Linked DNA regions of Homo sapiens: region 2 is linked to region 1. Evidence: chromatin contacts called from ENCODE Hi-C data. All regions are on one chromosome and are shown on one strand. The core of a region is the stretch at or near the end of the contact, and the rest is flanking DNA. Distances in the headings are between cores, read along the strand shown. Region 1 has its middle 200 kb from the start of BTBD3-AS1. Region 2 has its middle 230 kb from the start of BTBD3-AS1.

The links. A loop is a pair of places that touch in the nucleus more often than their neighbours do. Pooled maps may share reads with other maps.
Region 2: a map of Calu3 shows a loop between it and region 1 (2.9-fold over the local background). The contact joins two enhancer-like sites. A Hi-C loop is called at or near these places in 3 of 168 maps with a recorded cell type or tissue (CD4-positive, alpha-beta memory T cell, Calu3 and esophagus muscularis mucosa) and 2 of 50 pooled maps.

The regions. Positions count from the first base shown.
Region 1 is chr20:12,111,439-12,117,870 of GRCh38, forward strand. No RefSeq gene overlaps it. Among named protein-coding and RNA genes, the nearest start is that of BTBD3-AS1, 200 kb to the left of the region's middle. Within about 2 kb of position 2,098, at least 2 of the 41 ENCODE cell types and tissues checked have a DNase peak (open chromatin) inside an H3K27ac peak, as active enhancers do.
Region 2 is chr20:12,149,913-12,156,699 of GRCh38, forward strand. No RefSeq gene overlaps it. Among named protein-coding and RNA genes, the nearest start is that of BTBD3-AS1, 230 kb to the left of the region's middle. Within about 2 kb of position 3,864, at least 2 of the 41 ENCODE cell types and tissues checked have a DNase peak (open chromatin) inside an H3K27ac peak, as active enhancers do.

The DNA.
Region 1 (6,432 bases), core at 848-3,347:
GGTGGCTAAAGATGTTCTCTGATTAAATGACTTTCTAGGGGGAAGAAAGAAGATGAAAGGGGTGGGGATGGTAATATGGGAAAAAGGGATCTCAATGAGAACCAATAGAGAGTGCAAAGACTATGAGGCAGGAACATGCTAGGAGTTTAAGAAAGTAATGGGGCCAATTTGGCTGAAGCTGGAGAAGAGAGGAAAGTGCCAGAGGTCAGTTGCACAAACCTGTTTGATTTGGTAACTTGTAGGCAATCGTCTCTTTTAATGCCAAAAGAGATTTTGGAGGCTTATCTCAAATCAATTGACTTCATTTTTATGCCATATGCAAATTATTCAGCTAACAGCAAAATACCATTTAGAGGATAATTTGCACTCCTGTCAGTATTAGTGAATGCTCTATCTGTTGTCTGCAGTATAACATTGGCTGCATGGTTGGGGAGACCAAAAAGAAAATGCATGCACTCCTGAACGGTGTCCTCTTCCTCTTTTAGGAGAGCTCTCTTGCCCATTTCCCATCGTTGTATTGAAATTTAGAAACATGTTTTTTTTTGTTTTTTTTGTTTTTTTTGTTTTTTTTTTTTTTCCTGGGCCAAGACTCAGAGCAGAATGGGAATGGAGGGTTTTATAAATGAGTTATAAACACCTTTATTTTTTAACCTGGGATGATCCTTAGAATTTTGGTGAAATCTTTTTGACTTCACCTATTACATTCCTAGCGATGAATTTTTTAATACAAGGTAAAATGTTTTAAAATACTTTGGATAGTAGTGACTCAGAGGGCAAGTCCATGTCACAACGTGTCTGTGATGTATCTGTAGCTACTGAAAATTTGGGAGGCCATGGCTTTCTTCACCCTGGCCTTCTTCCAGCTCCTAGAACCTGTCAGGTCTCCTCCTGCCACAGAACAGAGCATGTGCTGTTTTTTTCCTGCTTGGGTGTATATTGCGATGATCTGGAGATGCCCAGACCACACCCCAGGCACATTCAACCAGGATCTCTGGGGTTCGATCCAGCCATCATTACTTTTTAAAGTTCCTATGAGATTTCAGTTTGCAACCACTGGCACTTTGCTTCTCGCTCACCTCCCATCGCACTTCACCCGGCTCATCTTTGGTTTCCTTGCTTAATATTAGTTCCTGAGACACCTTCGCTGACACTCCCCTGCACCAACCCCAAGTCAAATCCTCCTATTCTACGTGTACCTTCCCTTTGGAAGGTTTATCATAGTAGTAATTTTACATTTCTTTGTGACAATATTTGCTTAATGTTTGTCTTCTCCAAAGTCTTTAATAGACTTGTTTACTGTGACATCTCAAACTTGGAATCCTGTTATCTTAATACCAAGAATAATGGTTAAATCTGTGTTCAATTATTTCCCTACCTTTTGTTTTCCTGAATTATCAAATGACCTCTGTAAGCACAGGAAAATAATGCTGATTGAGGTTATTTAAGGCAATTTATTTTTCCCAAACAGAGCTTTGTAGTTCAAACTAAAGTAATTGAGAGGACACCCCATAACAGGAGACTCTAAGTAGAATGCACGTCCTTATTTTCTGCTAAACAATTTTTGTGAACATGGACTTTGCTTTATGTGCAGGAAATCATGCAGCGTTTAAATGTATTTTCTCCTCTTTGTGAGCTCCATGAAGGAAGTGACTATGTCTGATTTTCTAACCATTAAATAAATTCCCAGGGCCTAGGACTCGGCACACATTAAACATTCAATAAGTGTTTGTTGAATGAATGAATGGGGCTCGCGGAGGACTCCTCTAGTGTATTATTTTATTTTTCAGGAGATTCTGATTCACTGAAGGAAGAATGGCAGTGATTCTCATTCCTGGCTGGATATCAGCATCACTTGGGATAGGAGGTGTTGAAAAATACTAATGTCTAGACTCCAACCCAGAACAACCCCCCAAACCAGAATGTTGGAGGTTGGGGCTTTTCTACTTGAGGCCTCTAGTTTTCTATTACTGATTAATAAATTACCTGCTTAATTGTCAGCTTAATTTAGCAGCTTGAATCAACACAGAGTTATTACCCCACAGGCTATGTAGGTCAGGAGTTCAGACGCATAGTAGCGGCATTCTTTGCTCAGGTCCTCATCCAGCTGAAATTAATTTGTTGGCCAGGGCTGCAGTTCTCTCTGTGACTCTTGATTCTCTTCCAAGCTCCCTGGTTGTTGGCAGAAGTCATTTCCTTGTGGTTATTGGACTGAGGTCCCTGTTGTCTTCCTAGCTGTTGGCAACAAACGCTCTCAGTTTCAGGAGGCCATGCTAGGTCCTTGTCGTGTGGCCCCCTCTATCTCAGCAACAGAGAACCTCCTTGCTACAGAACCTGCTTCCTGCTTCCAATCTCTCTGACTTCTCTTCTGTGACCAGTGAGACAAACCTCTCTTTGTTTTTAAAAGGCTTGGATGATTAAGCCTGGCCTATCCAGATAATCTCCCTTGCTTTAAGTCAACTGTGCCATAAAACACGACCTGATGACAAAAGTGAAATCTATCAAATTCACATTCCTGGTGAGGCAGGAGAATACACCCGGGAGGCAGGGAACCTAAGGACTTCCTAGAACTAAATCAAACAGAAACACTTCAGCTATGACAGGAAATATCCTCTTCATTTACATAGGGTATACACCAAGTAACCAACAGGATACCTCTAGAGTATATTGAAACCACAGATAATTCTGTGACCAAGGCCCTCGAGCCACTTGCTCATGCCTGCTCCCACCCTGTGGAGTGTGCTTTCATTTTCAATAAATGTCTGCTTTTGTTGCTTCATTTTGCTTTGTTTTTGCGTTTTGTCCAATTCTTTGTTTAAAGTGCCAAGAACCGGATACCCTCCACCGCTAACACTGGGGAATATGCAGGGAGTGTGAACTGGGAATGGGTGTACAGTGCCTTTTGGAGACTATCTTATTCTGATGACCACAACTGATATTAAACAACTTTCCAGTTGAGATTGAGAACCACTGGGCTAAACATATCAAATGTTTCAAACGGCAAAGTATTAAGTGATCTTTCAACAAAATAAAACTAAAGTAATTGAGAGGACACCCCATAACAGGAGACTCTAAGTATAAAGCACGTCCTTATTTTCTGCCAAACAATTTTTGTGAACATGGACTTTGCCTTTTGTGCAGGAAATCATATCATTCTGCTGACCACAACTGTTATTAAACTTTCCAGCTGAGATTGAGAACCATTGAACTAAACATATCAAATATTTCAAATGACAAAGTATTAAGTGATCTTTTAACAAAATAAATTTTTAAAGAAATGCTTCTTCTAGATCAAAAAAAAAATCACCAATTAAGGGACATCAATAGAAATTCTAACAGAGATTTACTTAGGGCATGATGTGAATCACAGAAGGAATACCATCTGAGTATCCCTACCTATGGAATTGAAATTAAACCATTTCTGAAATCTGGTGTATCTCTCAGGTTCCAACCAGAAACAGCACTCACCCAAGCAGTCCACTTGAAGATACTTGGTGAAAAGATTGATTACTGAGATTAAAGTTGAGGCTCAGGGAAAAATCATGGGATAAAGAAACAGACCATCAGGAGGGGAAGATAGCCATCACCTGGGGGAAGATTTGGCATCTCTGGAGTCCCTGAAGAGTCAGAAGTGTGGAGGAGGCTATAGATGGGAGAGACATAGCTGCTGTCAGAGCCCAGGTAGGGAAGCAAAGACAGAGCAGGGAGAAATTGACTTTCTCATCTCCCATGTGTTGATCTCCTGCCAGCACTTCCTAGAGGCCCGGCTTAGGTGGAAATTGGAAGAGAGGCTGTATAGAGAGAAAAGCCTCCTGGGGTACAAAGCTGGGAGGATAATGGGAGAAGGGAAATTGGTAGGCAAATGGAGAATAACCATCACACCTTAAAGATGATTTTTTTTTTTCTCTAATTGAGGAAATAGCTGTTGAAATTGAAAAACGGTGTAACGTGGGAATTCTTTATGCCCTGAAATAACTTATCAGACTGATTTCCTATACGGGTAGGTGTTGCCACCTAAATCACTTATTATCAGTGCTGGGGCCCAGGTTCCCCTCTGGTTCTATTTTTAACTTTTTGAGTTCCATGTAGATTGGCTGAAGGGAAATGAGGTTGGCAGTGAGGTAGGAGGCAGGAAAAGAGAAGTTGAAGATGTATATGTATCTTGTTTTCAACACCGAGAATATATATATGCCTTTAAAATAGTATAAGCAAAAAGTTATCTTGTTAATAGAAAGAGTAATTGTGTCAATAAATTAGGACATTCCTAGGTAATATACCTCCCACTAAATATGAGTAATCGACTTGATATGTAAGAGTAAAATGAAGATAAATGATATTTTTAGCAGGCATGGAACTTTGAATATTTGTTAATTTCTAATTTATGCTAAGATTTATAGCATAGGAAAATTTTAAATCCTCTTCCAGCACATTTCTGATCATTCTTCATTACAATCAGAAAACCACCTAAGCGATTGCCTAGGGAGAGGGACAATTTCTCTACTGTTTTTGTTTTCCTTCTTACCTATGCATGTGTTTGCATGTTTGTCTCTCTCAAGTGTTGTCAAAATAACATTGAACATATTATACAATCACTTTAAAATTCCTTAGTTGCATGTTATTAATATAACACTAATAAGTAATAAGCAATATTCAAATTGCAAAATTTTTAAAATTTAAATTTAAGAATGTTGCTTCATTATATATTAGCCTTACCTGTTTCTAAAGATATAATAAAATGTTAAAACAAAGCAAAACAAAAGGTAAAAGATTGAAATGATGGGAGGAAATTATAATAGGAGACAGGAATATCAGCAGAATGAAGATCATGACAAATTTCTGGAAGACAGAAAGAAGTTAGTTGTAATCATGCCAACAGGTGATTTGAATGAGCTCAGAAGTTGGCAGTTGAGTTTGGAGTTCCTCATTCCACGGCCTGTGAAATTGGCTGATATGTAGAACAGAACCAAAACTGGATAGGAAGTAGGGGGCTGACTGAACTGTTTGCTAAATGGCTTATAGAATGTCTTCTCCAGCCTTCCTTCATCATGAATGCAGTTGCAGGACTCATTTCCAGGATAAAGCCAGAGTGGGACCTTCTAGAAAGAAGTTCTCCCCAGCAGAGCTTGGGCATCCAGAACAGGGGTTAGCTCTCCAGATTGGGACCCATCTTATTATGCCATTTGGAGAAGTAGTGCAGCTTTCTGGGTACTCTGTTAGTAGAGTGTGGAAGAGAAGCCTATCAATTGAACATCCTCATAACATATACAGAATTTTACTGAGTCTTCTCCTTAATGTAGAAGTCAGTAAGGGCTGAGCATACCCCAGCCAGCTGCTGCTGTTATCAACATAGTCCTATGATAATAAATGACTGGAAAACAAATAATTTCCATATATTTGTAAAAAACTAGCATTGCAAAGGAAAAAGATGCAAAAAAGATCAATAGACTCAAGGGGATACATACATAACTCAGAAGAGATACAAACTTATGGTTAAAATCTTAGAGATATTTGAGAGGCACCGATAAGGAGAGAAATGTCCTTATATTGAATCCATAATTAAATAAATTAAATCCATTAGTAAAATATTTTTAAAAAGAACCTTTAGGCAAATACACTGTCACCAGAAAATTCCTCCATATATATGAAAGAAATGATACATATTTTATATAAACTTAATAAAAAAGGAAACACTTCGAGACTCATTTATTAGGTTAGCATAACTTTGATAATAACACTTATCAGTCATACTCCAGTGAGAGAGAAATAACAGGTCAGTATCTTATATGAAAATATATGAAATAATCCCTTAAAAGTTAGCAAATAATATGTACACCAAACATCAGATTACGTAAGCATGTAAAGCAAACATTGACAGAACTGAAGTAAGAAATAGACAGCAATACAATAATAAAAGAAAACTTCAGTACCCCACTTTCAATAACAGACCAATGAGAGAAAAAATTAATGAGAATAGCAGACTTGAACAACTCTTTAGACCAAATGAACCTAACAGACATATGCAGAACATCCTACTCAACATCTGCAGAATACACTTTTTTCTTAAGCACACATGAAGCATTATCAAGGATAGATCACATGTTCAGTCACAAAGTAAGATCTAACAAATTTAAGAAGATCAAAATCATATCAAGGATATTTTCCAACCACAATGCTATAAAACTGGAAATTAATAACAGGAGGAAAGCTGAAAAATGTAGAAATTAAACAACATACTCCTGAACAATTGGTCAAAGAAAAAATCAAAAGGGAAATTTAAAAATATCTTGAAAGAAACAAAAACACAACATATCAAAACTTATGAAATGCAGTGAAAGCATTACAAAGGGTGAAGTTTATATTAATAAATGTGTACATTACAAAAAAATCTCAGATAAATGACATTTTACCTCAAGAAACTAGAAAAGGAACGAACTA
Region 2 (6,787 bases), core at 2,614-5,113, 40 kb after region 1:
ATTCCATGGTTGTCCTCAATTATTACCCTTCGTTGCATCCATACCTTTGCTATAGTTTCATGAGAAGAGTGTATTTCCCAGCCTCTTGACTTTGACTATGAGACTTGCATAAGTCAGTGGAGTGGAGATGAGGTGATAGGGTGTCAATTCCAAATCACACAAGACCTAAAGCATTTCTGATTCCCTCTTACGTCTCTGCTATTGCCATAAAAACAAGTTTGCTGGTGCGAGAATAAAGAAACACATAGAGCAGAATTGTGTCAGCCTCTCAACAGGACTGGAGTGAGGAGCATAGCCATCCTGGTGCAGTAGGCTGTAGCAGAGTCATTCATCACTGAGGATTCTCCAGGGACACCTGGGAGAAAAAAATGACTCTTTTCTTAAGACACCAAGTTTAAGGAAGCTTTATTATATAACATTATCATGGCAAGAACTGATATAGCAGTCATAGCATGAAACTTCAGAAGTCTTAACTTCAGTTATCTAGAATGCTTACAATTTTTTTAAAGGATTAAAATAAATTAGACAATCTAGTACTTATACAAGAAGATACACATGTGGCAAATCAAGGGTTAATATTTCACACAACTGCAAGAGAATGTTAATATTAAGGGATAAAACTCTGGAGAAGAAGGAGAATCAGTAGGGCATGTCCAGTTGGAAAAAGTGCTGAAAATTAAAATGAAGAAAAAGAAACTGAAGGTTTTAAAGATAGCTGTTTTAGTCTGCTTGGTCTGCTATAACAAAATGCTGTACACTGGAGGGCTGCTTAAGCAATATAAATTTATTTCCTACAGACCTGAAGGCTAGAAAGTCCAAGGTCAAGGTTCTAATAGGGTTCAGTTTCTGGAGAGCGCTCTCTTCCCAGCTTGCCAATGGCAGCCTTTTCACTGTGTCCTCACATGGCAGAGAGAGAAGGAGATCTCTGGTACTTCTTTCTCTTTAATAAGAATATCAGTTCTATCAGGTCAGGTTTTTAGCCTTATGGCCTCATTTCATTTTAATCATCTTCTTAAAGACCCTGTGTCCAATACAGTCACATGGCTGATTAGGGCTTTATCTTAGACTGTTTTCTGTTGCTTATAATAGAATATCTGAAACTAGGTAATTTATATTAAAATTCTTACAGTTCTGGAAGCTAGGAAGTCCAAGGTTGAGAGGCTGAATCTGGTGAGGGCCTTCTTGATGGCGGGGACTCTCTGCAGAATCCCAAGGCAGTGCAGGGCATCACATAGCAAGGAGGCTAAGCCAGCTAGCTCAGGCATCTCTTCCTCTTCTTATAATGCCACCAGTCGTGCTCTGATGATAACCCTTTAATCCATTAATCAATAAACAGATTAATCCATTCATGAGGGCAGAGCCCTCATGACTCTTTCACCTCATTAAGGCCCCACCTCTCAATTCTGCCATACTGTGGATTAAATTTCAACATCAGTGTAGGAGGGTACAATAATTCAAACCATAGAAGGCTTCAACTTACGAATTTTGAGGGAACACAATTCAGTCCATAGCAATAACTTACATAGCACTCGTGGTTCTGAATTCTTAAGTAATAGAATAAAGAAGATAAATAACTAATAGTAATAATAGTTCCTTACCTTGAGATGATATTTTATATTTTTCACTGTTTTATTTTCACAATAACTAATGTTCTATACCACAGTGGTGTAAATAATTACTGCCCTTATTGTATAAACGAGGAAGCCAAAATATTTTACAAATGAGGAAAATGAGTGCTTTGTTTAAAGGGTAAGAATGATGACGACTCAAGAGTGTGGAAACCTAAAAAGCCTGAGTACTCACCCCCAATATCCTTTTGTAATGATAGCTTTTAAAATCAGAGAATAGAAATCTGGCACCTACTATTACATAAGCCACTCCCATTCTGGACATTAGATTTGAGACGTTCTTCATTTTCCAGGTTAATTTCAAAATCTGTCATTTTAGAGATGAGTGTACTGAGGTGAAAGAAGTTGGGTTGGCTTGTTCTAAGTCACATGTGATGAAATCTAGCTCCATCTTCCGAACCCATAGCACCCAGCTTTGACACCTTTAGCAGATATAAAGGTAACAGTAACTATTGCTAAACTATCAATTTTCACTTGTTGATTAGACATGATGACAAAGTGTATACTGAAGATTAGTAATAAATTTGCATTCTAACTGAGCCTGCAGGCTGACCAGTGCTAAAGTGAAGACACAATGAAGTGGTTGTGGGTAGATAGAAGTGGGAATTACAAAAGTTATCAGACTAATTAAAATCTGCTCAAAATCAAAATTAAAGTCTAATTCCTTCCAAAATTAGAAAGTTATTCATTTAAATATATTAGATATATGTTTTCCATTTCTTTCTTTGTACATTGGAAACCATTTTGTATGCTCTGTGTACCAGGCATTGTGCTACAAGTTGCACAAGAGTAGAAAACCAGACAAAATGCTTAAATATAAATAGCAAGTTGTTGGGGGTGGGGGACAGATTATTGAAAAAAACTAAAATGTGGGGACAAAATCTGTAAGTAACTAATTTCAAGAATTGAAAAAAATCTTCATACAGAATATTCTCACCTGATCATAGAGAAATTAGGTTCAGACATCTAAATTCACATATTTTCCACCCATGTCCTCATAACCAGGAAGCTATTGGTTAATGTTCTCCTGCAAAAGAAGAAGTAACACAAAGGACAAGAGAAGGAAGATCCAAAAAGGAGAGGAAACATGACACACAAGACCAGTGAATGGAAGCCCCAGAATGAAGCAAAGACACGTCCCAGGAAGACAGGCCTACAGAAAATATCTGGATTGGAGCAAGAAGGCAGTAGCTCTTGGACAAAGGTTTTCATGGGGAAAAAAGGAAGGAATTATTAGGTTGTCTATTATGATATGCCACTTGGAGTAAATAAATCTTCTAAGAGGTATCATCATTCCTCCTTATTCATAGGGAGCACATTTCAAGACCACAGTGGATGCCTAACCCATGGATAGTACTGAACTCTATATATACTGTGCTTTTCCTATACATACATGTCTATGATAAAGTTTAATTTCTAAATTAGGCACAAGAAGAAAAAATCGCAATAACTAATAATAAAATAGAAGAATTATAACAATATGCCAGCATCACTGCTCTTGTACTTTGGGGCCATTGTAAATAGAATTAGGGTTACTTAAACACAAGCTCTGAGTCAATCTGCTAAGTGAGATGACTGCTAAGTGACTAATGAGCAAGTGGTATATACAGCGTGGATCCTCTAGACAAGGGGATCATTCAAGTCCCAGGTGGAATGGAGCAGGAGGGCAAGCAATTTCATCACACTACTCAGCACAGTATGCAATTTAAAACTTATGAATTGTTTATTTCTGGGATTTTCCAGTTCATGTTTGCAGATTGCAGTAGACCACAGGTCACTGAAACCCTGGAAAGTGAAACTGAATAACTGGGGACTATTATATATTGTAGACCTGATGAAGTATTCTGAAAAATCATTGGGATAGATACATAGATAACTATGCCTGGTAAAAATGGCAATTTTTACTTCCAGGTGGAACAAATAAGTTCTAAAAGAAGGGACATGCAATCAAAATTAATTGGATCAGCAGTGGGTAACATTTACTTAGGTAAAATATAAAGAGATGTTATTGATTAATTGTAAATGTTATGTAAGTGTACTATGAGTATGAGAGAAATGTTTTAAAGTACTTTATTAATTATATATTTCCATATAACAAATCATCAAAAAATTTGTAGCCTAAAGCAATAAGTATTTATCTTCATACTTTTTTTTTCATTCAAAAGTTTGGAAGCGATTTAGCTGTATGAGTCTCTCATGAAACCACAGACCTGAGGCTGGCAGAGACTGTGGTCATCTGAAGACTTGACTGGGGCCATGGCAACAATTTCTAAGCTCATTCACATGGTTGTTGGCAGGAAACCTTGGCTACTCAGTGGCCACTGGACAGATGCCCAGTTCCTCACTGTATAGGCCTCTTCTCACAACATGGTTGCTAACCCCTCCAGGTGCAATTAATCCAAGAGAATGAACAAGAGAGAGACCACGATGGAAGCAACAGTGCCTTTTTATGACCTGATCTGCAAAGTCAAACACTGTCATCTGTGCTTTCTTCCATTTGTTAGAAGCAAGTTACAAATTTCAGCCCCATTTAAGAGGAGGAGGATTCAGCCTGCCTCACAATGAGTTTCAGAGAATTTGTGGACATATCTTTAAATCCACATAGAAATTTTTTTATCAATTATAAAAGGCATCAAAACAAAAACTTTAAATTTGATTAATCAAAATAAGCATTTTATTTTAAAGTATAAAAAATGATATTAAAAACAGCTGAAAGAAGTAAAAGTGATTGGAGAGGAAAATTAAGAAGATAGGGAGAAAAGAGATAGGAAGCTAGGTTTTACATTGCTTTGCAGCCCTTTTGTAATTATTTTTTCAATTAAAAGCAAAGAAAGAAAAGATGGAAAATTAAAAAAAAAACTTTCTCACCATGTGTTTCAGCGTTATTTAATGCCATATCTATTTACCATTGAAAGTTTCCTTCTATAACACTTGTGTTACTTCTTCCATGCTGTGAGAATTACAGACCTAAAGAAAGAAAGTAAAATGTTAATGCAATTCTTCTTCCCACCTGTTTTTCCTGAAAGAAACAGAAGGGAATGGAAGGAAAAGAAAAGTAAAAGAAGGGGATGAAAGAAAAGGGGAAGAAGTAAAGGAAGGCAGAAGACAGGGGAGAAGGAAAGGAGGTAGTTACATTCTTCTTCAAAGTCACTGTATCTGGCAGTACCTTTAGTATTTGTGAAATAAGAAAGCATTAATTAAATTTAAAGAGAATTGCTATACATCAGTTATCCAGGAGCTTGATTCATATTTGTTGAGTGAATTAATGAATTTCCAAAAACTTTAATCCACAAATGCTGTCAAGTTCTCGAATGTTATTGATTTTCCCACAAGGATAGTAGATGAAAAAAATTTCTATATTCCTGGGGAAAATCTTATCTGAAGGCTTTCTTGTTTTTATTTCCATTTGTGTATGTTTTCGTCTTTGTCCCCATGGCACCAAATATTGCTTCAGAAATATAATTGTTGAAAAGCAATGTATCCAATACTGGGCTGTGCTCTAGGGCAGGAAGCCATCATTCTCGCTCTAGGATGGATCTGGATGGGATTGTCTCTTGTTCCCTGTGTCCTTGTGTCCTTGTTCAATTTACAGTGACCCAGGAGACCTACCTGGATGCATGTTTTCTTGTTTCTTTCTCCTGTGTGGCCGCACCATTGTGAATATGTTCATTGAGTTTCCTACACCATGATGTGCCATGGTGTTTGTATCAGTGAGGATGTAAATTCAGCACCACTGAATGGCAGGAACGACCTAAAGTGGGTCAAACTAGTAAGAAGTTTTATTTTTCTCCTATAAAAAGTAGTAGGGAAATAGCCTGCAATTGTCTCCTTTTTCCTTTCTGTTCTGCCATCTTAGGATGTGGTTTTCAGGCTCACTCTTGTTGCCTCAAGGTTTGAAGACGCTGGCTTCTCCTCTGGCTTTGCTTCTGCATTCCTGCCTTAAAGAAGTGGAAGATTCAAGGCCAAATATATGAGGCAGCCAAGCCTTTCCTCTTCTAAGCAGCTTTCTCAGAAAGTCCAAGCTATGAACACAGGTTTGTTGCCTGACTACCCTTCAGTGTAAGGATGGCTGAAAAATGTAAGATTCCTTTTTCATTTTCAGTTTTTTCTGTTTGCTTATTTCTTTTCACCCAGACACACTGCTGCTTGTTCTAAACTATGCATATTGGTTATGGTATGGTCAAGTCAGTGTAGCCGCTGGAGGAAAGAAAAATGAAGCTTGCAAGGAAGAAGTTGTTTAGGCCCACAGGTCCCAGAGAGGAGGGTCACCCTGGGTCGTGTAAGGCCACAAGGGACAGCACCAGTGTGGTCGGGAGACGAAGACAGGAGGCAGGGGAAATATAGGTGAGACCGTTTTTTGGGGTTTCCATGAGAGAGGCAAGGCAGGGTGAGATAAGCAGTTTAGGATTGACTAGTTTAAATAATGCCAGTGAGCTTCAGGACATTGTGGTGGTCTTTCGTTGGCTGGTACCTGGTCCTGTGATGATTTAGGACAGGAAAAATAGTGGCTTGATATGTAAAAGTTAGTTAGATAAAGAAGTGGTTGTGGCTAAAGTCTCACAATTGGTTGGTTTATGTATAAAAGATGTGCTCACGGCTGAGCTCCTTGCTGTCTGTAAGAACTGGCTAGCCTTGGGAGAAGCAATCTCTGGCTTTTCAGATGTCAAAACATCATAAAATACAGAAAATAAAAGACATTATTGATATTAATATACTGCTATGGCAAATTGCTTGCAAAACATCAGCAATGATTTCTCTCCTTTTTCCCAGTCCCCTTGCAATGTAACTTTGAACCTTCTCCCACTGAGAGGTGGAGTCTGCCTCCCTACTCCTTAAGTCTGGACTTACCTTGTGACTTGCTTTGGCCAGTCGAATGAAGTGGAAGTGATGTAGTGCCAATTCCTAGCCTAGGCCTCTAGGGGTAGGTGCTTGAATGCTTTGTATCACTCTCTCAGAACTGTATCGATCCCCCATCTAGGCTATTCCACTGGATGGTGAGAGAAACAGGGCCCGTCACCCCTGTCACGCAGCCAATAGCTAGCCAATCCCCAGAACTAGAGTTATCTAGTTGAAAAGCAAGTGATTGCAGACATATAAATGAGACTAGCTGAGACCAAAAGAACACCCAACTGAACCAAGCCCATAGAGCTGACATACAG